Regions from separate parts of the Homo sapiens genome. Here regions 1, 3, 4, 5, 6 and 7 are each linked to region 2. A link is a loop called in an ENCODE intact Hi-C map of the cell type or tissue named here. Cell type or tissue: mammary epithelial cell. All regions are shown on one strand. Region 1 overlaps EIF1AX (eukaryotic translation initiation factor 1A X-linked). Region 2 overlaps MAP7D2 (MAP7 domain containing 2). Region 3 overlaps SH3KBP1 (SH3 domain containing kinase binding protein 1). Region 4 has its middle 18 kb from the start of SH3KBP1. Region 5 overlaps SH3KBP1 (SH3 domain containing kinase binding protein 1). Region 6 overlaps SH3KBP1 (SH3 domain containing kinase binding protein 1). Region 7 holds the start of MAP7D2 (MAP7 domain containing 2).

Region 1 (4,000 bases), 61 kb after region 2:
TGTTTGGTTATTTAGCCACACTAGTGATAAAACATATTCATATTCTAACTGCAAGTGGAATAAACATTGCAACAAAAATGCAACCCAATCAAAATCATTAGTAATAACTATTACTCCCTCTTAGCAGTAAGAACCATTATTCTTGGATTTCAAACATTTTATTTTCTGTGCATAGCTTATAGCACTGTATTATAGGAATCAGAGTGTATAAGCAAAAAAATGAAAAATAAAACTTCTTGGAGACCATTTCCATTATTTATGATTAAATCAATGAAACTATACAATTTCCACATTAAATACAAATTAGTAGAAGAATTCCTCCAAGTAGTATTGCATATAAGCTACAACTTTACCCCAACTATTTTAATCACTATGATTCGAGATTTCCTAGGATTTAACAGCCCAAGATTGGGCTGTTACTACCTCAGCAAGAACAATCACCAGTAAATACATGAACTGGGGTTATAGCTGAATTTTTAGAAACTCTCCAGACAAACCACGTGTTAGAGGAGGTAAGTAGAAAAACTAATGTTTGAGCTGTGCTATTCCTACCAGGAACTATATCAAATATGCAAAGTTCAAACATTCTTAGTAAAATAATATGAAAGGATCTATATATACTGTAAATTTAGCAAAAACACTTTTATGTACAGAAGCCTAAATATCTTAGGAGGTTTAGAATACCAATGAAGAGAATTGTTAATTCTTCAAGGCTGGTTTCTTATGAGGATTAAAAACCAGCCCTTAGTCTCAGATGCATTCCACCTAGATGTGTTCACGAACTCCATAGAATAAGAAATATAAACCATGAATACGTACTCTTAATTTCCATTCTTCAACTTAATGTTCTATAGTACTTCAGATTTTTAAATCCAGAGTTTGGTGTACACTTAGGAAATTATAGTAAGAGTAGATTAGAGAAGATTTGCTTGTTTTCCTTTTGAAGCCATGTGAAGGTTTATTACCCTGTGTATTTTCATCACTGAAAAGTTCCCCGGTGACTAATAAAATAAAAGTGTCACAAGCTACATGATGGATCTCTTCTTTTAATGTTGCATAGAGTTTCAGTTTGGCTAGTGAGGGCTAACTAGCTCAGCCCTAGTTTCATTTTATTAGAGTTGACCACTAAAAACTAAATAAGGAAGTTACCAGTAAAGCTAATTCCCAATACAAGCAAAAAACAAAAACAAAAAACAAAAACAAAACCATTCACATAATAAAATATATCCTTAACACAAAATAAGGGTATAACATATTCTGCAGCATGACATTTTATTTTATTTCTCAGCTGTAGCTTTTTCATTCAGAAACTGGAGACCATCTTTTCACTGAGTTGTTATTCCTTCCTCTTCCCTTAGCTTAGGGATATGTTGAAAAAGGCTTTTCAACAAGTATTTTATTTTTTACAAGTTGCTATGAAATTAAAATTTATATATATATCTTAAGTGTTTATAAAGCACTCAAAATTGTAGCTTACATGTATATGACTTCTGAAAATAAAAATCACACTTCTAACATAATCTTTCTGCTCTGCAAAAATATTCTACATACATGCATATGATCAAAACAATCTTTTCATGTTTGGGGTATTTCTTACACATAGTAAAAGAAAAGTCAACAATTGTATCAGTACTTCCCCTGTTAAGATAACTGAGTGCCACCTAGTGTTCAATTTCTGCAACTACTAAGCTTACAAATTCAATACTGCTATTAAAACCCAGGTTCTGAAAACGGCATTTTGGAAATCTTTTTTTTTTTTTTTATGTTTACGGTGGCAAAATACGACTATGAAAAGAACATGATATCAAAATCAGTATAAAAATAGCCACAGGCTACTTAAATATGACAAACAGACTTATTTTTTTTCTTCAACTGCAGACTTCTGCCTCCCTCAAATTGTATCAAAATCTCAAGGGAATATCTAGGTAACTGGAATATACACAATGACTCTATACAATCAAGAGGCCAGGGCTTAATCAGATTCCGTGAGGACAAGGCAAATGATTTCTTCAAAACACCCATTTTCTTACTGGAAGTGGTAGGAAAAGCAGCAATGCATGGTTTTTTTTTTTTTTTGTAATTAGTAGACATGGTCTTCTACCCATAAGCTCCATTACATTAAAAGAACAAAGTGGGCTTAACATCTCACTTAAGATAATTCAGCATTATTATCAGTTTTAAAAAAACCAAAAATATCTTAGAAACAAATCAGTCTGCTTTAACAAATTGCATTCATGCTAATGAAATTTTAATCTTCTTTGTCATGATCAAAATCCAAATTGTAGGACAATCTTCAGAAAAGATGGAATGTAAAATGTTGAGTTCAATTTAGATCTGGAAGGGAAAAGAACATCAGATGAAAGGAAAAAGAATTCTTATATTCCAACAGTCTACTCCATATATAAGGGAGACTTTCACCTCCTTAGGCTATGTGAGAAACAAATCCAGTTTGAAGAAGAAATTCCTATAATTCTGGCCTGCTATAAGTAAATCGTGATGATCTCCTTTGTAATGTTACATGTTATGCAAAATATTCTTAATAAAATTTACTGTCTCCTTCCTTTAATGCTTGTAATTTGAGATTTTTGTATCTCATGGATGGGAGCAGACACAGGAAGCATGATATGATTGATCCCGTTCAGTGTGATACTGACCTAATTCTCCTGAGTCAATCTGGTTATAGTTAAAACATCTATAAACCACCTGGAGAAATGTCTCAAAGAGTAGGGTTCTCAGGTGACAGAGCCAACTTTTACAAAATGTTCAAGAGAACTCCTTTAATAATCACTCTTTACCATCCCTTTTCCAGCCAGCCAGCTGGGTCCAGTTCTGAGGAGGCGTTGGCCCAGATCCAGAAATTTTTACTGAGAAAATCTTGACCACGCCTAGATTCTCAACCCATTATCTTGGTGCATGCGGCTTCATATCCATGCATGTTCTCTGGTTAGGTTCCTTAATTTTTTTTTTTTTTTAAAGAGGCCTTCTACCCCTGCTCAGATGTCAAAATGTTTGGGTTGGCGCTTAATCCACATGTCAGCTGCAAGCTCTTATTTACCAAAGAATAGAATTGTTAATTCTATTGTCAAAATATTAGTAACAGTTTAGTCGTAAGACTCCTCTTGGCTCAGGGTCTCCAAAATTAAGAAAATAACAGAACAACATGTTTATTTCTCACTTCCTATTTTTGTGTACATGTTAAAATGTCTATAATATTAGTAATTTAACTCACAGTGTGAGTATTCTTGGTCAGGAACAACTGCTCTAGGTATTCCGAAATTCCATCTTTGCATCAAATTTAACGTTATTATGTTATTTATGTAGAGACAAAGTCTGGCTATGTTACCCAGGCTGGTCTTGAACTCCTGGGCTCAGGTGATCCTCCCCTATCAGTCTCCTGAGTAGCTGGGACTATGGGTGCATACCACCACATCTGACTTATTATTGTTTTTGGGTTGAAATACACAGGTGGTTTCTGAACTACATTTTAGTTAAAAGAGGTTTGAAAAGAAGAGCCCAAAACAGATTTAAGAGTAACACCCTAATCACTAAATAAATTTATACTGCCAAAAGATTAAGTTTGAATTTCATTCAATTACAGTAACAGCAGAAGTGCAGTAAAGCATTTACACTTATGGGCATTACTACTTTATTATTAGGAAAGACAATCCATTTTCCTCAAAATAAACATACCAACTGCAAACCAAGAGTTTGCCAACAGTACACACCCAACAGCTAAAAATACCATAATTGGCAATAGGCTTCCATTTTGACAAGGCTTTCAGTGTATGTTGTAATTCCAATGCTTCATATCAAGCTGGTTCAAACAAGATTCTTTCAACACACTAATATTTCAATTAAAAAGGCATGTTCCTTTGATAAGATCTATTTTTCAACTGTCCACTAAATTTCTTAATGGCTATCTCTTTAGAGACTCTTAATTAAACAAGTTATGATTAGAGTGGCTGGCGTTAATATTGCCAATGCAAACACTGACCTTTTC
Region 2 (4,000 bases):
TTTGCCCCCAGGCAGACAAGGGGTCAGAAAGTACAGTAAGTGACAGACGGGCCTGGCAGTGTGCAGAGAAGCCCACTAGGCCTCGTCTAGTCAGGCTCCCAAGCCTGAAGCAGGACCACCTGGGGGAGAGGAGAAGCACAAAAATGGACAAAATTTTGAATACTGCTCATTACACAGACACTGAACATTTTACTTTTTTTTTTTTTTTTTTTTGAGACAGAGTCTCACTCTGTCGCCTGGGCTGGAATGCGGTGGCGCGACCTTGGCTCACTGCAACCTCTGCCTCCCAGGTTCAAGCGATTCTCCTGCCTCAGCCTCTCGAGTAGCTGGGATTACAGGTGCGTGCAACCACGCATGGCTAATTTTTGTATTTTTAGTAGAGATGGGGTTTCATCATGTTGGCCAGGCTAGTCTCAAACTCCTGACCTCAGATGATTCGCCCACCTTGGCCTCCCAAAGTGCTGGGATTACAGGTGTGAGCCACCATGCCCGGCCTACTTTCTGAAAGGAGCCAACGTATGAGCTCCTTGGGTGAGCACTATGAAAGACAACACTCAAGTTCAATTTTGGTTCTGCCAAGTTTGTGCCAATGTCAATCTTAGTATCTTAGAATCATCCAAATATCTACAACAAATAAGATGGAACAAATGACAACTTCCCCGAAAATGTCTGAGAAATATCCCTGGAGCTTTTCATCTCCAACCAACCCCTGCAGAACCCTAAAGGGCTTTCTAAACAAAAGATTAAATGGATCTTCATGATCATTTTAGGATTACAAATAATTTACTGCACTCTGTTACAACTGGACCCAGTATATTATGTATATAATATTTAAGCACACCATTCTTTTTTTTTTTTTTTTGAGACGGAGTCTCGCTCTGTCGCCCAGGCCGGACTGCGGACTGCAGTGGTGCAATCTCGGCTCACTGCAAGCTCCGCTTCCCGGGTTCACGCCATTCTCCTGCCTCAGCCTCCCGAGTAGCTGGGACTACAGGCGCCCGCCACCGCGCCCGGCTAATTTTTTGTATTTTTAGTAGAGACGGGGTTTCACCTTGTTAGCCAGGATGGTCTCGATCTCCTGACCTCATGATCCACCCGCCTCGGCCTCCCAAAGAAGCACACCATTCTTTAGAAGTCAGCTTTCATGTTAATATAACCAGGTTCACTTCCCCAGCATCTGTGCCTTCCTCTCTGGGAGCATCACAAGTTGGCATCATAGTGTGCCTTGCTGCCACAGCAACCTGTGCTTCTTCTAAGGAGGTTCCTGCTGCTGTCCAGGAGGGAGGCCTGAAGGCCTGGCCCACAGTGTAGGCAGTGGGAATGAGGAAGGGGGATGGCGTGACAAACACTGGATTGTCATGATTCCCCACATACATCTGGTTTTGCAGCCTAGATTAAATATCAGGGATATTAAAATGAGATAAGTACTAGAAAAATCCAAGTGCCATTCTTCATTTTGTTTTTGGTCATCTCTTAATCATTATGACACTATCAACAATATGAACGTCATCAAAAATTTAAAGGCCAACTCCTCAGCTCATTCCAGCCACCCCGCAATCTGACTCCAAACTCTTTTCCCAACTTTACCTCAGCACTGCCCTTTCTCCCATGCACCTTCTAGCTCATGCCATCCTTTATTCTACCCTGCTCCATCTGTTTAAACCCTGCCCATCTTCAAGACCCCCACTGTCCCCCAGCCCTATGATGCTCTGTGCTCCCACATGGTTTGAGGACTCTTATTCTGCTCTCTCTGTAACTCAGTCTCCCCTGGTGTGTTCCAGAGCCATGTGTGGCTGATGCAACTCTGGGTCTATACAGCTCCGGCCACTGTCCCCTTACATGGTGGCACCAATGCATGCACACAATGCTCAGAGGCAGGTGTGAAGTTAGTGGAAGGGGAACAAGCATAGAAAATCAAGTTTCTTTTTTCTCTAAACACAGTCAGGTTCTAGTGTCTACCTCAAGAGTCTGATTAATAAGAATTAGTTCTGTGTGAAAAGTTACAAAGAAAAGCCTAGGACGCCTAGACAGACGCTCTCATTGGCACCTACACAAACTCACCCACCCAGGCAGGGCCTGAACCTAGCTCTGTACTGCCCATGCTGCCCTCTAGGTGTTCATGGGCCTGCTCCGTATCTAAAGTAAGCCTGAAAATGGCTGAAAGCGCTCTTCAAACAGAGGGAAAAAAGAAAAACAGAGAAGAAAAAGGGCCAAACACACTTGAAACTGCCCACATTACCTTGAGGCTTTACAGAGGCTGCTTGTTCCACAGACATGCATGATTTTAGGCTGCCCTCTCATGGACACACATGAGAGTCACACCTTCAAATCATCTTTCCAGAAAATCTTTATTATCATGCTCACAGTCATCATCACCAGCATCATCATAATAAGAGGTAATAACTGAGCAGTTCCCAAGGACAAAGTGCACTGCTCAGACTTTCTCAGCCCAACCACCCTATGATGACAGAGGTGCTGTGATGATCCTTGTCTTACAGGTGTAGAAACAGAGGCACTTGAAGCCAGATTCCAATGCAAGAAACTGGCTTCAGGACCCACTTTAAAAACCATTAAATTTTTTTTTCCTAATCTCTCACATCTGGCGGAAAGGACCCACATTCTCAGTTACCGCTTTTCTGTGCTGCTTCCCTGGCACGGGAAGAAATGTAACACCTTAGTCTTAGTGCTGTAACGAAGTGATGCATGCAGGGAACAAATCTTAACCTGGCCCCAAGAATGAGCTTGCAAATCTAAAGAGAAGTCAAGTGTGACTCATTAGAGCAGTATGAAGTAAGCAGTACTGTGAGCCAAGCGCTGGCCCAGCTGGACACAGATGTGGCTCCTGTCCAGGCAGGCTAATTAGCAGCTTCCTCCTCACACTAGTGGTTTGAAAATGTTTGCTCAGCAATGTTTTAGGGCTGATGCTGGGTGGGGAAGGGGTTACAGAGGACCCTGGGGGAAGCTGTAAGGCCTCTCCTTGCTCATGCCACAATGCATGGCCGTCTCTTTCTTTTTTAAATTCAGTTTTATCCCACTGAAAGGGGTGGAGTGACTCAAACAGCCCAACATGGGCAATGTGGAATCTCTGTGTTCATTTGGTAGCCATGAGCTATACATGGCTATTTAAATTTCATATCAAAATTAAGTACAGTTACAGTTCAGTTCTTTAGTCACACTGGGCACACTTTAGGCGCTTAATAGCCACATGTGGCTGGCGGTTACCACCCTGCAGTGAGAAGCCTGGCAGCTCCCTCCTGTGATTCTCTCTCTGCACGTCTAGCTGCTCTGGGGCACATGTGGATAAGGAAGTCTGAGTTCAGTCGGGATTGAGATTTACTGGATGAGTAAAGCTTCTTCCACACAGCATCTGCTTCTTCTGCTTAATTGTTGAGCAAACATTTTGAGAATATCCATTCCAAGAGAAGCCAAATTAACTCATCTCCAGCTTCCACCTTCTGACTCTACATGTTTCTCCCAAAGGCTGTCAAAAAGCCCTTGAGCTCATTCCGAGGTAAGGAGGGCTGGAGCACAAACCATGGCCTCTAACAAATAAACCAGTTATTACCAAAACACAGCCAGATTTAAACCAGAGGAATTGAGGTAGATTACTGTGAACACTAACACCAGGAGATGCCCTCTAAAGACACAGTGTATCCAAGAAGTAATGCTTGATATGGTTTGGCTCTGTGTCCCCACCCAAATCTCATCTTGAATTGTACTCCCATAATTCCCAGGTGTTGTGGGAGGGAACTGGTGGGAGATAATTTCAATCATGGGGGCAGTATTCCCCATACTGTTCTCATGGTAGTGAATAAGTCTCACGAGATCTGATGATTTTATTTCTGCGTTTGCATCTTCCTCATTTTCTCTTGCCGCTGCCATGTAAGAAATGCCTTTCGCCTCCCTCCATGATTCTGAGGCCTCCCCAGCCATTTGGAACTCTAAGTCCAATTAAACCTCCTTTTCTTCCCAGTCTTGGATATGTCTTTATCAGCAGTGT
Region 3 (4,000 bases), 520 kb before region 2:
GCATTGTTCCCAGTGCTGGGGGCAGGAGTGGGCCAGGAGGATGGAGACCCTGCCCTCATGGAACAGACGCCTTGTGAGCAGGGAGATGTGGTCCTGGACAGGATGCAGAGGGTGGAGGAGGAAGGACAGATCAGGGACCACGGGTGTGGTGCACACACCAGGCATCGAGATTGTACCTTTCATGGGAGAAACAGCAGACTGAAGAATCAGATAATGATTTCCGTTTTTGACACATTGGATTTTAGGAGCCCTTAGTGACTGGGAAAGAGGGGAGGAAGAGGGGATGAAGCAGAAGACAGGCCTGGAGGAGAGTCCAGAAGGAACGAAGTGGTTGCATGCGTGGGTGAAGGGTGCTGAGAGGAAAACTGGGTGGAGTCCACTTGGTGGAGCCAGGGAGACAGAAAGCTGCTCCTGGCAGATGACCACCTGGATGGGAGGTGAAGGTGTGGCCTGAAAGTTTAGGACTCTCTTTCCAGAAACTTGGTTGAGGCAGGAAGACAGGAGAGAGGGAGCATGCTCATGCGGAAGCCTCAGGGGGAGGTGGGATCAGGGAAGGGTTCTGTTCACTTTCCAGGACTGGGGAGACCCTAAGCTGCATGATACGCTGAGAGAAAGAGCCAGTGAAGGGCCAGGCTGAAGGTGGAGGAGACTGGCGGGGGAGGCCTGATGGAGAAGTGTCCTGAGGAGGCCAGGAGGGCCGAGGAAGAAGGACAGTCATGGGCGAGAGAGAAGAGGGGTGCCCAGTAGGCCCCTGGGGGAGAAGGCACCAACAAGGGAGCTGGGAGGCAGGTGGCGAGGAGGGAAAAGAGTGGGACAGGATGTTGGGAGGCGGGGGCGATGAGCAGCAGGGCAGAAGTAGAGGCTGGTGGTGAAGCTTGGCAACGCGGCCGTGAGGCTCCCTCCAGCAGCAGGTACCCAGCAGGCTACCCCAGCGCAGGAGCCAAAAGGGGCTTGGCTGGCATGGCGAGGAGGCAGAGTCTGGATTCAGGCTGTGCTAGAGGGAGAGACTGGGCAGAGAAAGCCAAAAGCAGATGGGCCATCATTCCCAGCCTCTCTGCTCGCCTTTTTTCTGCCAAGTTACCATTGAGGAAAAGTGCTCTCTGCTGCCAGGAATAGCGCTCCGCCAGCCTGTGCTTTATCATTAGTAGGAGTCAGAGTAAGAGGGAAGAGGAACTGACATTTCTGGAGCAATGATCACATGCCGGACACCGGCTAGACAATTTGAGCAACGATCGGTTGGCACAAGCATTTTACCAAGCAGAAAACTGAGGCTTAGAGAAGTGGCTGAGTAGTTCCCCAAGACTCATAGGTAATAACTGGCAGAACAGGGGATCAATTCCCTATCAACTGGATCCCTCAAGTCCAGCACTGTGACTGTGGCTGCCTGAGTCTGAAGATTCGCACTCTCCTGTCCTCTCCTTTGCTTGTCATCTATTCCTGGGCTTATGCCTTTTCCTGTTGCCCATCCTGCATCCTTGCGGACCTCCCATACTCCTGTGACCCACCAGTGCCTTTGCACTGACTGACTTCCAGACACTTCTTGAATCAATGCTTCTCTTGGCATTTCCTATATGACACGCTCTCCCGGCCCATTTCGGCTACTGAGCAATTTTAAAGCCCTCACAGAGTATAGGCCACCACCCTCCCTGATCAAATTAGTTCAAGTGGAATTTCTAGAAGCACTGAAGAGCACAACATGACAACTCCGGGGAAGAGAAATAGGCTAATGGGATACAACTGTGTACATCAGAACCACGAAAACCCACTGTCCACCAGTAGATGTCACTGTAGAGACACCCCAGGGATGTCAAATGAAACTATACCTATGGTCACCAGAAAAAACGGGTCTAAATCCAACTTCTGCAGATGGAATCCTTTTATAAAGAAAGAATGCTTTGGTTTTGTGAATAATTACAACTGATCTGTTGTATAGGATCACGTTTTGCTTACTGTATCAGATTTTTAAGAAAATCTATACATGTAAATTCTTAAATCTATGGAGAAGGAAAATTCCACGGTAACCTTTGATTTCTTTGTGCTATTCCTGCTTCAAGTGACTATAGTTTTCTGCTTTTAGACAGAAAGAAGTTGCTAATATTCAGAGAAAATAATTCCAATTGACTTGGTTTTCTTAGTGGGAGAAAATGGAATTTTAAAATCTTGGTTCGTATTCACAGGGAGAGAATTTGTACAAGATGCTCCTCAAAAGTTACATGCAGTAGCTAAAAGTTAAATGTCTTCCTTGTTTCTCATAAACTAATAAAGTATCTATACTACTCTCTGGGCATGGAATAAAATTAAAGTGTTTTTAGACTATAAATTTATCATAGAATGTGACTCCAAATCAATTTTCTTTAAGAGACCACATTAGTTATTTATATTTATGATCTTCCAACTATAATTTGTGACCAGCTTTGAACATAAAAGACAAGATCTGTGGGCAGAGGGCACAGCATTTAATATATTTAATGTCTTCTCTCTAGACGTCTCACGGCTTTTTAAATTGTTCTGGTTGTGGTGATGGTGGTAGTGTGTGAAGGTATTTGTGAACGTGTGTGTGATGGTATGAAGAGGAGATCAAACCACAAGAGAACAACATGGGAAATAAACAACTGAACTTGTATCTCAGGGATTCTGCCTAGTTTCGGAGACTGCAACATGCCTTGGGGATTTTGATGAGTAACAGAATCGCTGTCACTGAAGAATGACAAACACCTGCACTGTTTGTGTATCTTTGTTTGGTTTATAACCCATCATTAGCACATGCATGAAATGACAGGGACACCCTCGCCATGGCTGGTGACTCACTTGGGATATGGTAACAGTCTTGGAAGTTTTCTTTGACGCGTCCACTCCTCTGTGCGCAAGTGAAATGTGTTCCTCCTTATCCTCTTCGGGACTTGGGGAGTCGAAGATATCAGGGCTTGAAAGGGATGACTGATAAAGCCAAAAGAAAATGCTTTTGTCAGAATTACACCTTAGCTGACACCACTTTCGTTAATATAATGCTGTATGCTTTAAAAGCACTCGACACTGCTATTTTGTCTTCTCACGATAACCCTGTGAGGCAAAAAAGTGTGCTGTTATGCACGCGCTCAAGTCACATAGCTGATTAGTGGCAGAACTGCGACTAAGAAGCAAGGTTTCCTAAACCAGGGATCTTGCCACTGATGTCCATCAATCACTTCATCCTTGCAAGCATCCATCGTCCATCCTTTCCTGCTCCTTCCTCTAAACATTTGCTACCATGTGCAAAAGCTGCAGTGAGCTTGTACTGCAGACTTAGTGACATGCCACACAGGATGCCTGCCCTCACAGGGCTGACAGTCTACCAGGGAAGAACACACAGGTCAACAAGAGGCTGCTCTAATCTGCCTCTCCTCCATTCCCTCCTCTTCCTTTTCCTTGACCTTTTCCATGATCACTAAATCTGCTGCATACGGAAGTGCCCTAAAGGATGTGTCTGAGAGAAAACCATTTCCAGGGATAAGGGCTCACCAGGCTTGTGGTCCAGTGACCAGTGTTTCCTCAGCTTGAGAGCACAGCCCTGCTCGCTAGTGCAACAAGCTCATATCTCCTTTGGTACCTGCTGCTAAATCTCTGCCCTCATTATTGCTGACAGTCAACATTCATTTTGGAGTCTGTATGGCTATAGTATATTTACAGAATGGCAGCATCTTTTGGTAAAATATAGGACGACACCCCTGTTCTTTCTGCCTCACTGTGAAGATCACTATAAAGATAAAAAAGCCAGATGAGGCCAGACACAGTGGCTCACGACCGTAATCCCAACACGGGGATTATGAGGCGGGAGGATCTCTTGAGCCCAGGAATTTGGGACCAGCCTGGGCAACATGGCGAAACTCTATCTCTACGAAAAATACAAAAATTGGCCAGGCATGGTGGTGTGCACCTGGAGTCCCAGCTACTCGGGAGGCTGAGGTGGAAGGATCACTTGAGCCCCGGAGGTCGAGGGTGCAGTGAGCCATTGACATTGCAC
Region 4 (4,000 bases), 160 kb before region 2:
CTGTGCATGGCCATAGGGCTTTTTAATGAATGGAAAAAGTGACAACAGCAAATTACAAAATGGTATGTTAACAACCATTCAATTTTTTTTTTTTTTTGACAGGGTCTGGCTCTGTCACCAGGCTGGAGTGCAGTGGCGCAATCTTGGCTCACTGCAAGCTCCACCTCCCAGGCTCAAGCGATTCTCCCACCTCAGCCTCCCAAGTAGCTGGGACTACAGGCGCACATCACCACATCCAACTAATTTTTTTGTATTTTTGGTAGAGACAGGGTTTTGCCATGTCACCCAGGCTGGTCTCAAACTCCTGGGCTCAAGTGATCCACCTGCCTCAGCCTCCCAAAGTGCTGGGATTAGAGGCATGGGCCACTGCACCTGGCCAACAACTATTCAATTTTTGTTTACAAAGTGTGCATGTATAATGTGTAGGAAAATGAGTTTTTTGTTTTTTGTTTCTGAGACAGGGTCTTGCTCTGTCGCCCAGGCTGGAGTGCAGTGGCATGATCATGGTTCACTGCAACCTCAACCTCCTTACCAGGCTCAAGCAATCCTCCCATCTCAGGCTCCAGAGTAGGTGGGACTACAGGTGTGCCACCACACCCGGATGAAAAATGAGCATTTTTGTATATGTAGGTATGTACACCTATATGTGTATATATACATATATAGAGACAGAAACAGAGTAGAAAAGTGTATGTGTGTGCATGCAAAGTGGGTATATATGTGCCAAAAGTACACAAGGATTTTTTTCTCCAGAGACAGGGTCTCACTGTGTCGCCCAAGCTGGAGTGGTATGATCACGGTTCACTGCAGCCTTGACCTCCTGGGTTCAAGTGATCCTCCCACCTCAGCCTTCTGAATAGCTGGGACCACAGGTGCGCACCACCATGCCCAGCTAATTTTTTTTTCTAATGTTTTGTAGAGACAGGGTCTCACTATGTTGCCCAGGCTGGTCTCAAACTCCTGGACTCAAATGATCCTCCCCCTCCTCAGCCTCCCAAAGTGCTGGGATTACAGGCGTGAGCCACTGTGCCTGAACACAAGGACTAAGACCAAACTGTTAACCATGCTTACCACTGAGTAGTAGGCATACAGGTCATTTTAATGTTCTTCTTTATACTTTCCCATATTTTCTAGGATTTCTTTCCCGTATCAAGCATGCATTACTCATAACCAGAAAATAATTACTTCCATTTCGTGTAAAGAAGTAACTTTTTAAAATGAGCATCTGAGACCTTAGGGGCTAACTGCAGCAAGCAGCTGTCACCAAAATTTACACATGTAGGAGTTAGAACGGCTAAGAAAAAATATGTCAACTATCTTTATTAACTAACGCTCTCCAGAATGTGGTTTAGGTATACATGTTCTAGAAGTATGTTGGAGCCATTGCTATAAATCTACATATCGTGTTCTCTTTAGATTCTTGTTTTGAACTAAGGTCTATGAGGCCAGAACATCTTGGCGGGCGCTGCATGTCATCTGGTTTCTAGGCAGTATTTTAGAAAGGCAGCTCAATTCCCCTTCTTGCCCAATAGGTGGGGCAAGAAAGCTTTAGAAGAGTCCCCACCTGCTAAAACATGAACAGGAAGAGACCAAATTGCAGAAAAACCAGTTAGAGCGGTTCAGAAGTCATCCCCATCCAGTTGGGTGGGATGTATGCTAAAATTTTCCTAGGGTGAAAACTGTTTCCAGAGAGTTTTCTAGAGAATACCAAGTTGAGAGTCTATAAAATCTGTTTCAATACCTGACAATCACACTGTAACCAGGACTTTTTTCTAGCGTTTGAAATTAAAATAGCTCAGGTTGAAATGCTGAGATATCATTTTTCATGGGTCAGATTGGCAAAATTCAAAAGCTTGTCAATACACTGCTGGCCAGACTGTGGGGTAAGTGGCACTCTCATCCACTGCTGGGGGAAATGCACCCTGGTCCAACTCCCATGGAGAAGGGCTGGCAATATCTAACAACATTCCATATACATTTTACCCTTCGGCCCAGCAATCTCACTTTTTTTTTTTTTTTTTTGGAATTTACTCTGAAGATTCACTTCCAACAATATGAAAATAAATATGCACAAGGTTATTGATTACAGCATGATTTGTAATTGCAAAATGTCAAACTACCTAAATGTCCAAATATAAGAGTGTGGTTGAATAAGTTATGATAACAGCTACACAGTGGAGTACTATGCAGCTATAAGGAAGAATGAGGCCAGGCATGGTGGCTCACGCCCATAATCCCAGCACTTTGGAAGGCCAAGGCAGGCAGATCACCTGAGGTCAAGAGTTTGAGACCAGCCTGGCTAACATGGTGAAACCCTCTCTCTACTAAAAATACAAAATTAGCTGGGTGTGGTGGCAGGCGCCTGTAATCCTAGCTACTTGGGAGGCCCAGGCAGGAGAATCGCTTGAACCCAGGAGGTGGAGGTTGCAGTGAGCCAAGATTGTGCCACTGCACTCCAGCCTGGGCGACAGAGCAAGACTCCGTGTCAAAAAAAAAAGACAATCGCACAAACTGGTATGGAACAATTTCCAAGATTTCTTAAGTGAAAAAAGCAAAGTGCAAAAGAGAATATAGAAGATGCTGCTTTCTGTATATGGAAAAAAACGGGGAGGGGGGGCGGAATAAGAAAACATACATATATCTGCTTGTCTATACCAAAAAATACACAGGAATGAGAAACCCGAAGTTGGTCACCTACAAGGAGTGGGAAGGAATAGTATTGAAGGAATACAGGAGGAAGTGACACTTCCCTGAGCATACCTTTTGGTATAGTTTGATTTGAGGAAGTATGTTAATGTTCTACATATTGAAAAAAATCAAATCAAATAAACATGGATGGTGGGGAGAGCTACCACTGAAAACAAGTTGGAAAAAACAACTGTATTTCTAATGAAGAACATGACCATATCACAGGGGTAGGAGTGGAGGAGACTAATGCAAGTAATTTATGTACACAGTATTTGTCCATATACCTTCTGTCTTTGGGGCATGGCACTGAAGAACCGCAAACAAATCCTGAACTATTTTTAGTAGGTTTGTTTCCTGCTGTGGTATAAGTGAAGCAATTCCGAAACTACTTTAGATGTATTATGGGATTGAGCAAATGATTAAATCGTTTGATGTTGGGAGCCAGGGTTCTCACTGTGGAGGAAGGGACATACAAATATCAAACAGGAGAAGGCAAGGAAGAATCCTATGGAGATGGATGGTAGGTGCCAGTGTGACCTCATCATTTCTAAAATATGTATATATATGCATGTATGTGTGTGTGTGTGTTTCCTAGATATGGCTGCTGAAAATGCTTATAAGCAAAGACACTCCAGTAGCAATGGGCACTAGGGCCCAAGTCTTGGACTCTAATACCATCCCCCACTAAAAGGAACCAGGACTCCTTAGAAAAATGAATGATTTCAAGCCTGGGGCAGGGAATGTCCAAGATAAAGACCAAAACATTTTGTTATGCATCAGAGCAAAGAAGTGCTAAAAAGAAATGATAGGTGCATATCACAATTTGCAATTGCAAAAATATGGAACCAGCTCAAATGCCCATCAGTCAACGAGTGGATGAAGAAAATGTGGTACACACACACACACACACACACACACACACACACACACAATGGAATACTACTGAGTCATAAAAAGGAATGAAATAACGAAAAAGGAATGAAATAATGGCATTCGTAGCAACCTGGATGGAATTGGAGACTTTTTTTTTTTGAGACAGAGTCTCACTCTGTCACCCAGGCTGGAGTGCAGTGGTGTGATCTCACCTCACTGCAACCTCCACCTTCTGGGTTCCAGTGATCCTCCTGCCTCAGCTTCCCAAGTAGCTGGGATTACAGGCATGAGCCACCACGCCCAGCTAATTTTTTTTTTTTTTTTTTGTATTTTTAGTAGAGACGGTGTTTCTCCATGTTGTCCAGGATGGTCTCGAACTCCTGGCCTCAGGTGATCCACCCACCTCAGCCTCCCAAAGTGCTGGGATTACAGGCATGAG
Region 5 (4,000 bases), 470 kb before region 2:
CCTATGTATCCTTAATTTACAAGAATACCACTAATAATATTTTCTGATATTTAAGCCTGATTTCCTTAGGCATCAATATAGTCACAGGAAATCACCGGGTGGGGGTGGAGAATGTGTATAAATAAATGTCAATTATCAAACTTTACAAATAAGGGGCCACTGAATGTTGTGTTCTACCAAAAAAAGGGGGTTTCATAGGAATCTGGATCCCATTTTGTAGCCATTTTAAAACAGGGCCTGGAATTACCTGATACTCCTCCCAGTAAGAGGTGAGGTCTACATCCCCTTGCCAGGAATGTGGGTGGGCCTGTGACTGCTTCAATCAGTGGCAGGAATGATACCACATAACTTCCAAAGCTGAGTCATAAAAGTCCCTGTAGTTTATGCTTTATTTGCTGGAATACTGAACTTCCATGTAAGAAGTCAACTACCCTGGAGAGGCCACATACAGATGCTCCAGCCTATAGCCCCAGCTGAGCCCAGCCTTCCAGGCACCCTTGCCAAGGGGAGCCAGACACGTGAGGGAAACATTCATCTTCAAAGTGGATCCTCCAGCTTCAGCTAGTTCAGTATTCCCAGCTGAGGTCCCAGATATGACGGAGCAGAGACAAGCCAGCCCAGCCATGGTCTGTTCTTGACCCACAGAATCCATGAACATAAGAAGGCTGTTGTTTTATGCCACCAAATTTGGGGTCCTTCAAGTATTACATTTTTTCAAATGTACCACTTAGCACTTAGCCTTTACCCACATGGACTGCAGCTGCTCCCTTACCTGGGGTTTCCTCATTGGTGCCAGTGGCCTCAGGCATGTAAGAGCACTTGAGAAATAGCTAAAGCACAAACCAGTCAAAAGTACTCCTCTTATGTATGGACTGGGCTGAGTTCTTAACAAACTCTTTACATGACCAGTTCCAAAGATGGGTGCTTGGTACTAGAAATCTCAATTACACAACCTCAGAGAACAAAAGAAGTTAAAAAAAATATCCACCAAACACATCCTTTACTTAATTCCTCTTAATGACTCACTACAAATTAATCACCACATCTCATTTCTGTCAATTTCATATCTGATTTTTTTTTGGTAAAATAATCAAACGCAAGGAAAGTTGACGAGGGAGAAAATATGAATATCTATCTCCCCATTACAAAGCAGTTCCCACGATCATTCAGGCAGGATAAATGAGCAGTAATCTATAAACATTAAATGCCATCCTGCTTTGCCCCACAGAGACCCATCATAAACTTTGGTAAAATTGTTTTAAAAGGGTAAGAATTTGCCTACCATGCTACAATCTACTCACCTAACAATAATGAAGTCGGTATCATTCCTAGAGACACAGAAAGAACTGACAATCCTATTATACTGAAGAATCCAATCTTAGCTACATTCTAGACTGCCTGAGCCTTGGACTCCTCAACTAATCTCCACGGTCTCTGATCAATTACCAAGGCCTACAGGGAAAGGGGTCTTCAGAGAAAAGTAAATAAATAGCTTGCTTCAATTTCAGCACAATAAAATATATGGGCAGAACCACTAGGTGGCAAAATGAAACTGCTCAATGCAAACAAGGATGGGGGCGGAGCAAAAGATGTAATTAACATCCCATTTCAGGACTTAATCTCTAATAATTCTCAACTATGCCAAAGGGAATGGGAAAGGAATTTGGGGTCAAGTTTTTCCTCTTAACTTGGTGGGCCAAAAGAACTTAAAAATCACTTCTTAATAAGTTTATAAATAAACCAATCTTGAAATTTATTCATAATTTAACTGTTATAGAAATATAATTGTGAATGTGTAGAACTAAAAATACCCTTTCTCTTCTATTTTAGTTGTTAATTTTTTAAAATGCTACTTAACTAATAACTCATGGAGGAATTTTTCCCTATAATTAATTTTAACTATTATAAAGAGGAGTTCTACCGGGAAATATGAAATATCTTTTTATATATGAGAATCCAGTGTGAAACAAGCTACCAAATGTTCAACATCAATTCTTCCTATATTATTCAACCTGAATATCTGAACTACACAGAAAAAAAGTGAATTAGACTCTTCAAAATTAAACAAGAATCATAAGGAAAAGTATTTATTGCTAGAAAAACATCTTTTTGTTGAGGGGTAAGTGAAGTCAGTACAAATTTTGGTTAACCACATGGGACAGATATCGAAAATTCAGCAACACTATATACGCACAACAATGCTATGACCTGTGGGAAACAATCTTCCCTAAGCTGACCTTCAACTGGGCACATGAGAAACAGGGCAATTCAGTTCTTTTCTCCTCAAAAGCTGTTTACTTAAAAAAACCCAAACTTGTTTTTTTTGTTTGTTTGTTTGTTTGTTTTAATTCTTTCTGATCATTCTCATTGGGAGCCTAGATTTTTACACTATATCAGGGTCACATTTTAATGGTATGTTTATCTTTTAGGAAAAACAGAAGTATCTTTAAAACCTGCCTGCTGAGACCAAATCGTAACTTCCCAAGTAGTCAATCTATGGCACTTGAACCAGGAATCCCGAACTCTACACTGAGGATGATTTGAATATATGCAAAAAGAAAGACGCATATTTTATTTGATGGAACTGAAAGGTACATTACCTGCCCCTTGTTTGATGACAGGAGCGGATGGAGGCGGTGGCTTCTTGGGTCTCTGAAAAATTAATAAAAATTATACCACATGAGATTGTTGGCAAGCCTGTCCTCTCACAGAAGGACCACAGACATTGTTTTCTATGTGCAGTTTGGACAATTTAGAGAACCTCTCCAAAAAAATTGAGCAATTCTCTCTCCAGGGACGTCAGTTTTTGGCACCTCTAAACAAACACTAAAATAAATCCAGTCGGCAAAACAAAACTCCAATCGACAAATGAAACGCCATTTCCCCCTTTCTAAATTTGTAACAGCCTTCTGGAAAAGCACGGCTCAGCAAAAATGGCCTGAAACCAGCAAGCACAATGGTACTCCTACGCTGAAGCTGCATTTGCAATTAAGATTTAATCTGCTGAATAACCATGCATTCGAAAAGAGTCACTGTAAAGATTCAAAATTGAATCTGCTCTGGATGTAGGACTCTCAACAAAATGCAGGCTGAGGGCCCACTGCAGCCACATCAGGTTGCAAGCCTTCTGCCCCTTTCTACACCGAGGCTGGCAGGCCATTTGTTAGACACCCCACAGACTCATTGTACATGTGATAAACTGGAACAGAGAGGGATTTTTTTTGTTGTTGTTTTTTGGTTTGTTTTTTTTTTTTTTGCATATCAGCCGTGATTTGTTTTTCTCACATGCTGTCACTCTGTAGGTGATGGAGGTAGCAGTGCAATCAATGGCATTCATCCCTGAACTGGTTCCAGAGTAGCCAGCATTTTCTTGCCACCTAGGATTGACTGTGGGAGAGAGATGATCAGGCTGGACTTGGAAAATTATTCCATGGCCAAAAAATCCAGCCAGGGCACTGTTCTCAGACAGCTGTGTTAGGGGGAAGCAGTGATCTCTGATTCTGGGTGCATATGTGTGCGCACACGTGTGTGTGTCATTCTTAATGTTTTTCTGTATTGTCTCTATGAGTGCAGAGAAATATACTTTATTAAAATAAAGAAAGCTGCTCTAAGGGCCACCTGCCCTTACACACAGGTCCTCCATGGGATGGATGTGTTTCTGCCTCATGATCTCACATTATTCTTTCCCCTTTTGCCAGCCCCTTCTAGCTCTCTACTAACTCTTTTTCTTCCTCCCTTCTCTGTCGTTGTGTTAATTATCCTGGGGACAGATGTGTGTTTACCTAACAAAAGTATCAGTGAAGTTCTGCCAGTTAACCTTCCTTTACCTCGGAATCAGAGTACAGGCATACCTCAGAGATAACGCAAACTCGGTTTTAGACCACTGCAATAAAGCGAGTCACAGGAATTTTTTTGGTTTCCTGGTGCACATAAAAGTTATGTTTATGCTCTACTGTAGCTTATTCAGTGTGTGATAGCATGTCTAAAAAAGCAATGTACG
Region 6 (4,000 bases), 330 kb before region 2:
TTGGGGATGCTTACAGAGCTCCTTGTCCTGTATCTTAAAGCCCAACATATCCCAAAGTGGAGTCTTAACTAGTATCCAATAACATGCAGTTCCATGATCAAAGATAAGCAGGTCTCCTTACCATAGGCCATCTGAGAGCCTGTACTATGCTAATGTGCTTGTCAGTCTCCAAGATGGTGTTAGTGCTGCAGCTGAAATTTGACGAGAGAGGCAATTTTCTCTCCCCGCTTGTCTGCCTGTCTCTCCCCGCATCCCTCCTTTGTGGAATAGTCAGAAGGGCTATAATTCCATACAACACACACTGAGAAATGCTGGGCTGGTTTCTATCTGAGCATGTCACGCTTGGTGCAAGGTCTCGTCACTAGTAGATGGAAATATACAATAGGACCCACTTTCACGACATGCCTCATACAAACGTGGGCACACTAAGATCCAACTCAGGCCTTGTGAAAATAAGCACCATATACAATGGTGCAATGTGATTGAACCCAAAGCTATCCTCAGAGCCTAGTGTACTGTGTGGAGCTTGCACAGTTCCAGCATTCTATACTGTGTGAATTATAAACTCCTCTGCAACATGAGCAAACTTCAGTGGGCACCGATTATACGGACTCTGACTTTTACAAAGGTACTTAAGGATTCATGTCAGCAATGCAAAAAAAAAAAAAAAAAAAAAAGAAGTCAGACTTGGCCAGGCACAGTGGCTCACGCCTGTAATCCCAGCACTTTGGGAGGCCGAGGCTGGGGGATGACTTGAGGTCAGGAGTTCAAGACCAGCCTGACCAACATGGCGAAATCCCGTCTCTACTAAAAATACAAAAATTGGCCGGGCATGGTGGCAGGTGCCTGTAGTCCCAGCTACTCAGGAGGCTGAGGCAGGAGAATGGCTTGAACCCGGGAGGCGAAAGTTGCAGTGAGCCGAGATCATGCCACTGTACTCCAGCCTAGGGGATAGAGCGAGACTCTGCCTCCAAGAAAAAAAAAAAAAAAAAAAAAAAAAGACTTATATGTGCCTTATGCAGAGAGTTTGGAACTCTGAATGCATTATTCCCATAGAAGCAAAGTTATAAATGGTGATTAAGTTCCCAGACTGACCCACAATGCAGCTAAAATAAGTCATATCTGCAATATTATCAACAACTAAAAACTGAAAAATAATGAGAATAAAAGACATTTTTATTTATCAAAAATACTTATGCTCAGTGACATACCAAGCGGGGGCAGTCTGTGCCCAGGCAAGAAGGGGGCTGCCTGTAGAGAATTCACAAACAATAATGAAACAACAATGAAGCCAAAAAGTTAGTTGGCTTTTTACTTTCGCCACCTGCTGACAATTGAAAACAACATTGGTAATAAAATATTGCTCCTTTGAGGAAAAATGGGTTCAACAAAAAGTGAAGAAGAAGTAGATAAGGGTACTTGGAGCTATTAGGCAGGAGATTTTGGCATACATACCTACAGGGATTTCAGTGTGATTCTTTATTTTGTCCAAATTAATATCTATATCTAGAGTCATGCCTATGGGAGTCCTTTTTTTTTTTTAATCCTCATTAACAATAATCCTGGTCCATAGGGGTATCACAGATAGAACAAGGATCAGGACACAGATTATATGAGTTCAAAGAGCAATTCTTAGGCGAAAAAGCAAAAGGGCTAAAAAAATCCATAAGTAATGTGAGAAGCCGTGGGTCTGGGATGGAACTGCACAAATAGTGAACACTGAGTCAGAGGAATCAAAGGCATCCTCCATCAAGATTCTCCCAAGGAGAAGGAAAAGGTGGGCAGAAAGAGGAGTTTCCTAGGAGAGCCACCAGGTGGAGCCACCACCACAAACCCACTTCATGGCTTGTCCTCTGGGTGGATTTGGGCGGACACCAGCAGGAGTATGGCGGGAGTCTTAAACCCATGACTAACCCATGGGAGACTCATTAGTGTTAATGCCTTGAAATCAGAAGACACAGAGATAGAAAGGAGATTAAACATAACAGAAAAAAAAATCTAAAAACCGATTTTATCAATGACCCACACATAATCGCAACATGATGGCTATACCCTCCTATGTAGTTCTTACCATGCATTTCACCACCCCTCACTCTAGGCTCAATAGGTTCAGAAAATAACATGAAAAAGGGTAACACACACTCCAACATCAATTGCTGGTGCTAACAACGCAGTGTCCCAATAAAACTTGCCAGAAATGCAGTCAGGGATCAGTTAGTTTAAAAGACTTCTTTAAAGGCTCTTGACTCCAGAGCTTTTGAGAATGAAGGCCCACTGGAAAATAAGACTATAGATGCGTATACAGATACATTCACACAGACGTATATATTACTGAATGACTATGTATCATATCTATCCCCATTCACTGCCAGATCGCCAGATTTTCATTTCCCCTGGGAAAGACCAGCTCAGGTGATAGCCAAGAGCTTCTACACAACAGTAATGTCTTCTGTTAACTCTTATTCTATCTGTCCATAAACACCAGCTCCTTAAGTCAAATAAACAGGCAATCTTGAAACTCAAAGAAAAGTCTGACCCCAAATGGCACATTTTCAGATTCCCAGTTAACTGGCAAGAATTCACATTTATTTCTCCAATAGAAAATTTGAAAGAAACAAAGTCTCATCTCTACAAACAAACCCCCAGATCTCACATTTACCTTAAACAACAAACCACTGGCAAACCAAAGAGGTTGACATTTTCTTTACTAAGGACATACTTCTTTCCATCCTTTGTTAACAGTTTCATTTCTGCCAAAGAGCTCACGGCCTATCAAGATCCACGCCACCGCCTTGGCGCCATGAGAAGCATTCCAGGCCCTCACACTAAAAGCTAGAAAAAACGTTTCCCCTTCAGGGGAAGTGGGGAAAGGACGGGCAGTCACTTAGATCTGTTTAGGGCTTGGAATGACCAGTGCTGAAACTATGAGAAGAAAGGTAAACATTAAGCAACATTCTTCTGACAGCTACAGGTAGCAGACCAAACTGGAGAGCCCTTCCATGTGGCAAACACGAGGTCCATATTAATGTGGAAGAACTTCTGCACTAACTTTTAAAGCAACAGTGTGTCACCAGAGGAAGAGCAGCCGTTGATCCCTCTGTTAAGGAAAACTTTTGAATGGAACCCGTCTGAAGGATTAAACACACCAGAAATGAACCCACAGAGCAATGTTCTACAATCAGTCATACCCACATATCAATTCAGAGAGCAACCCTCCCCCATCTTAACTTGAATCTCATGAGACAGACGATCTCACCTCGTAGCATCAGAGCTAGACCTGTTACAAATAACATCTTTTAAACCGTCAGATCTTTCAGCATTAATCTCTGGAAGGGGCAGTAAAATGCAAATGCATAAAAAACCTTAAATAAAGATGGTAAAAGCAGTTTATCTTTGGGAAGGCAGATGCCAAAGTAGCAGAGCGACTTAAAAAGGTAACTATAAAATACATTTTGTATCAGGAGAGCATAATAATATAGCAAAAAATAGTAAATGTGCAAAATACAATAGAGACTTACCAAACACTGAATTCATGATAAACTGGAAATAGAAACAAGGACATATAAAGCCAACCAGAAACCCACGGAGTGGCTTCACATTCAGAATGACAGAAGTAAATACAAGACACATCCCCACCTTGCCATCAAAATGATATAAGAAACGTGCAGCACTTTCTCAACGTTTCCCAAGGGATACAACAGACTGAGTTACTTGCAGGCAGGACTGGCTGGTGTTTTTCCAGTCTTTATCTGCCCCATCACCAAGCACAAGGGCAGATGCATAGTGGGCATGCACTAAACATGTACTATTGAATGTTCATGGGTGTCTACCAAAAAGTGAGGAAGGAACAATGTCCAAAATTCCAGGCAACAGGAGAGGTTCAGAGAGAGGCAGAGATACATCTTCTCTGCATGCACTGTTAACAGTGCAAACGAGAACCCTGAGATGGAACCTGGTCCTCACACGGGCCAGCAGGGTATTGATGACAGCCTGGATACTT
Region 7 (4,000 bases), 51 kb after region 2:
AACCCCGCTCGGTTTATCCTAACGACCCCCATGCCGGCTGCTCCTCGAGGACGGGGACTGGACCCGCAGCACCCCCTCAGGCACCTCCATCCCAAACACACCTGCCGCCCACCCTAAGCCACCCCCCATGTGTACCCACTCACCCAGGTCGCCCCAAGAAAGAACCCCGCCACTCGCACAGAGAGGGGTGCGGCCCTTGGATGCACGTCCGGACGATCCTGGGCCAGGGAAAGGGCGTTTATCTCAGCTCTGCGCCGTGCCCCTTCCCCCCACGCTCGAGGACCTTTGCCCTGGGCCGCCGGGCCCGCCCCCCCACAGGAACCCGAAGCCCTCGGGCGCCCGCCACACTCTGGGGATAATACCTTGAGGCCGGTAGTTGGGCTGAGAGGTCCGCACCGCGCCCGGTTCTGCGATCTTCCCTGGGAGAGAGGTTCCCCGCGCAGTCCCCTCAGGCCGGGATCCCGTCCCGGAGCCGCCGCCGCCGCGCTCCATCGGGATGCGCCGGCCGCACAGGCGCACTGCCAAGCCCGCCGCGCCGCACCGAACCCGCGCGCGTCCGCATGCGCACGCGTCCTCACGCAGCACGCGCGCAGGGCGTGCACGTGCGATAAGCGCACCGGTTACCACGCACAGCGCACGCAAGGCGTGCACGTGCGATAGGCGCACCGCTTCCACGCACAGCGCACGCAGGGCGTGCACGTGCGATAGGCGCACCGGTTCTCACGCGGCGCGCGCTTGTAGCGTGTGCATGCAATGTGCACAACAGTCCTCACACAGCGCGTACGGGCGTGCACGCGTCCTTACACGCTGCTGTACACAGTGCACACACAGAAGGCGTGCGTACGCACACAGTTCTTCATACGATGCTTACATGCAACATGCACACACAACGTGCACACCCAGCGTAAATGCATCTTCTCACAGTAGCAGATACACACTCAAAGCGTGTGTAGATGTAGGGTGCAGTTTCTCAGACACCGTGCACACACATCCTCACTCAATGTGTGAACACAGAGCACATAACGCGCACACACGTGCTCACTCAGCACGCACACGCTTACACTCACTGGGTGTCTGCATGCAAACTCAGCAATGCAGCCTTGGGAACAATTTCTGGCTAGGCCCCCAGGTGGGTGCCAGTTGGGCCAGTGACATCTGTGCAGACGCCAGAGGACCCGCCCTCCATGCATAGTTAGGTTCCAGTTTTCGAGGCGCACGGGTAATCAGTGTTTAGTGACGCCCCACCCTCAGCGTGCGGTCACCCAGAGAGGGACAGCAGCAAGCTATTGGGGTCGATCTTCAACTAAGAGGCAGCGGCACGCGCCGTAGGCCGACCTAGGCCTTTCAACGACACCCTACTCCGCAGCCAATTTGGTTCCTCTTCTCCTGAGGCGTAAATAATGCTGACTGAAACCTCCGCGATGCCGGGTGTGGTGGCTCCCGCCTGTAATCCCAACACTTCGGGAGGCTGACGCGGGCGGATTGATTGAGCTAAGGAGTTCGAGACCCCCGTCTCTACAAAAAAATTTTAAAAATTAGCTGGGCATGGCGACTCATCTGTGGTCCCAGCTACTTGGGAGGCTGAGGCGGGAAGATCGCTTGAGCCCGGGAGGTCGAGACTGCAGTGATCACGCCACTGCACTCCAGCCTGGGCGACAGAGACCTTGTCTCAAAAGCAAAATAAAACAAAAAACCTCTGAGGAGGATCTCTCCGAGAAGACACACAAGAAACTGCTAAACGGGTTGCCTCCTAAGTAGGCACTTTTACCACTGCCATGCACATTTATTATCTTTTCAAAAACATTGAAAAAGACATCTTGGCAGGGCCGGCTCAAGCCTTTTGTTTACCCAGGCCTGCCAAGTGATAACCCGTTCCCATGGAGCCCCAGGCTGCATGTTTTTTCTCGTTGGAAGGTGACCAGCCTGAAAGTTTTATTACCACTCCTGGGGGGAGATATACACGATTAAAAATGAAGCTGAATAATGGGTACAGGTTTTCTTTTTTGGATGAAAATATTCTAGGATTATGATGAGTGCACAACTAAGTATACTAAAAACTATTGAATTGTACATTTTAAGCGGGTGAATTTTATGGTCCCTTAATTATGTCTCATTTTTTTTTTTTTAATGTGAAGCTGAAACTCTCAGGAATGGGCACCTGTACTCTTGGCCAAAGCTGGGAAAGTCCCTTTGTGGCACAAAAAATGTTTGTGATGAACGTGTTCCTGACACGCCCAAAGGTGTGCCGGGAGTAGGGTTCAAGTGTGGTGAGAAAGCCAGGAAGTTTAAACATAAATGAGTAGGAAAGTGAGCAGGTGGGGGCTGGTACCCTGAGCTGTAATGAAAACTCGAACACATTGAGATTAAGCCAAATTAAGAGCGTGGGAGCTGTCACTTTCTCCTCCCTTATCTTAGGGACCTTTGGTGAGTTCAATTCATCCAACTCTTGAGCTCATGGACATGTGTGTGTAGCATCCCTCTCTACTTTTATTCTATTTTTGGGGTCCTTTTACTTTCCATTCCTCTCCCTAATTATAAACACCTCCTCTGATATCTTTGCAGCTGCAATTTTGAAATACTGTTTTGAAGATACGCATGTATTTTAATTGTATATAAATGACACTGCATAAAAGCTATCATTCTATTTGTTTTTCCTCTCTTGGCATTGTTCTCAATCTACACAAAATGATTAGCCATTCTATCTGGTTTACCCTTCTGTAAATTCCCTGTTCAATCCTTGCCCACCTTTCCACTGGGCTACTCTGGTTGATTTCCAGGAGTTTCTTGTATTCTAGATAATTTCTGGTTTAAATGTTGCAAATATTTTATCCTAGCCAACTAAGCTTTTTAAGATTGGTAAAATTTTCCTTAATTTTTATGACAAAATCCTATTAACATGTTTACTCCATTTACAATATTGCCCTATTTTTTATCAACTGTTTTTGAAAGTTACATTACAAATACTTCCATGTGTATTTCCTAAGATTATGAATGTTCTGTTACACATACTAGAGTTGACTACCAACTTAAGTTTCACATGGATACAGTAATTTTCTCTCCATTGGCTGTTCCTCCACCTTAGAGGTAGTTTTCCTCTTGCAAAATGCACTGTGGTGAGGCACCTTAAGGCTATGCAGGTACTTACTCTTCGTCAAAAATTCTCTCTAGATTTAGCATCCATTGATGGTTCTTGCTTGATCTGATCTCATAATGATTACGAAGTGATAAAATCCATAAATTTTTCACCTTATGGTTTGCATTTTAAGAAGTCTTAATACGAACTTCCCTAGTCCCAAGATACTCCCCATTGCCCTCATGCTTATAGTAAAAAACGTAAAAAAAAAAAAAAAAAAAAAAAAAAGTAAAAAATGCTTTACTCTTAAGCAATTTTTCTGTATAGGGTGAGGTAAAGAGCCAAATCCACTTTTCTCTCCGAAGTGTAGTTTGGTCAGCACTACCTGCTTACCTATCCTTTCCCCAGTAATTTTTGAAGCCACTTTTTAAAAAATCAAGTACCTAATTTCCATAGTAGGTGAGATAGCTTCTGAGCTATCTATTCTGATCTTCCTGTTACTGCATCTATTATTCACTACTATGGCTTAGGGTGCAATTTATTTGTTGAATTCCCTCTTAGCAGTGTTTCTAGAATTCTTTGAAATTCAGTATTTCCACATGAATATATTTTAGGATGTTTTTGCAATCTCCCACCAAGGCCTGCTGTAATACTAAATGTAATTATATTGAAGTCAGAGGTTAATTTGGAGAAAATTGACATTTTCGACATTATGACAGAATATCCAATAGTGTAATTTCTATTTAAGCTTTTAAAAAAAATGACTTTCGAGTTTTCCGTGCTTTTCCCACTACACTAACTTCCTATAAAAATCTATAGCATGGCCGGGCGCAGTGGCTCACCCCTGTAGTCCCAGCACTTTGAGAGGCTGAGGCGGCCAGATCACCTGTGGTCGGGAGTTGAGACCAGCCTGACCAATATGGGGAA

The links. A loop is a pair of places that touch in the nucleus more often than their neighbours do. Peaks named below come from ENCODE experiments on the same cell type or tissue, not always from the same donor. Only the 100,000 strongest peaks of a DNase experiment are listed, where the experiment ranks them.
Region 1: it touches region 2 in a loop (5-fold over the local background); 2 of 110 quality-filtered maps call a loop at or near these places.
Region 3: it touches region 2 in a loop (21-fold over the local background); 14 of 110 quality-filtered maps call a loop at or near these places.
Region 4: a loop joins it to region 2, with 8 times the contacts of the local background. A loop is called at or near these places in 39 of 110 quality-filtered maps.
Region 5: a loop joins it to region 2, with 11 times the contacts of the local background. A loop is called at or near these places in 9 of 110 quality-filtered maps.
Region 6: a loop joins it to region 2, with 19 times the contacts of the local background. A loop is called at or near these places in 12 of 110 quality-filtered maps.
Region 7: a loop joins it to region 2, with 3 times the contacts of the local background. A loop is called at or near these places in 2 of 110 quality-filtered maps.

Annotation. Positions count from the first base shown.
Region 1 is chrX:20,125,978-20,129,977 of GRCh38, forward strand. It overlaps EIF1AX (eukaryotic translation initiation factor 1A X-linked), which reads right to left. Exons shown (of 7, transcript NM_001412.4): 7 at 1-2,334. The coding sequence ends at 2,329. Among named protein-coding and RNA genes, the nearest start is that of MAP7D2, 11 kb to the left of the region's middle. In mammary epithelial cell, a CTCF peak has its summit at 1,645 (motif pointing left); no DNase peak of the experiment used is centred here.
Region 2 is chrX:20,065,072-20,069,071 of GRCh38, forward strand. The region is part of intron 1 of MAP7D2 (MAP7 domain containing 2); the gene reads right to left. Among named protein-coding and RNA genes, the nearest start is that of MAP7D2, 50 kb to the right of the region's middle. In mammary epithelial cell, a CTCF peak has its summit at 2,303 (motif pointing left); DNase peaks (open chromatin) are centred at 2,310 and 2,780; H3K27ac peaks cover 408 bases.
Region 3 is chrX:19,543,114-19,547,113 of GRCh38, forward strand. SH3KBP1 (SH3 domain containing kinase binding protein 1) reads right to left here. Exons shown (of 18, transcript NM_031892.3): 15 at 2,809-2,937. Among named protein-coding and RNA genes, the nearest start is that of MAP3K15, 30 kb to the left of the region's middle. In mammary epithelial cell, a CTCF peak has its summit at 1,781 (motif pointing right); no DNase peak of the experiment used is centred here.
Region 4 is chrX:19,903,440-19,907,439 of GRCh38, forward strand. No RefSeq gene overlaps it. Among named protein-coding and RNA genes, the nearest start is that of SH3KBP1, 18 kb to the left of the region's middle. In mammary epithelial cell, a CTCF peak has its summit at 1,527; a DNase peak (open chromatin) is centred at 1,572.
Region 5 is chrX:19,592,349-19,596,348 of GRCh38, forward strand. It overlaps SH3KBP1 (SH3 domain containing kinase binding protein 1), which reads right to left. Exons shown (of 18, transcript NM_031892.3): 10 at 2,601-2,652. Among named protein-coding and RNA genes, the nearest start is that of MAP3K15, 79 kb to the left of the region's middle. In mammary epithelial cell, a CTCF peak has its summit at 1,528 (motif pointing right); no DNase peak of the experiment used is centred here.
Region 6 is chrX:19,738,040-19,742,039 of GRCh38, forward strand. The region is part of intron 3 of SH3KBP1 (SH3 domain containing kinase binding protein 1); the gene reads right to left. Among named protein-coding and RNA genes, the nearest start is that of SH3KBP1, 150 kb to the right of the region's middle. In mammary epithelial cell, a CTCF peak has its summit at 1,820 (motif pointing right); a DNase peak (open chromatin) is centred at 1,822.
Region 7 is chrX:20,116,388-20,120,387 of GRCh38, forward strand. It overlaps MAP7D2 (MAP7 domain containing 2), which reads right to left and starts at 520. Exons shown (of 17, transcript NM_001168465.2): 1 at 363-520. The coding sequence starts at 492. In mammary epithelial cell, no CTCF peak of the experiment used is centred here; a DNase peak (open chromatin) is centred at 2,234; H3K4me3 peaks cover 786 bases.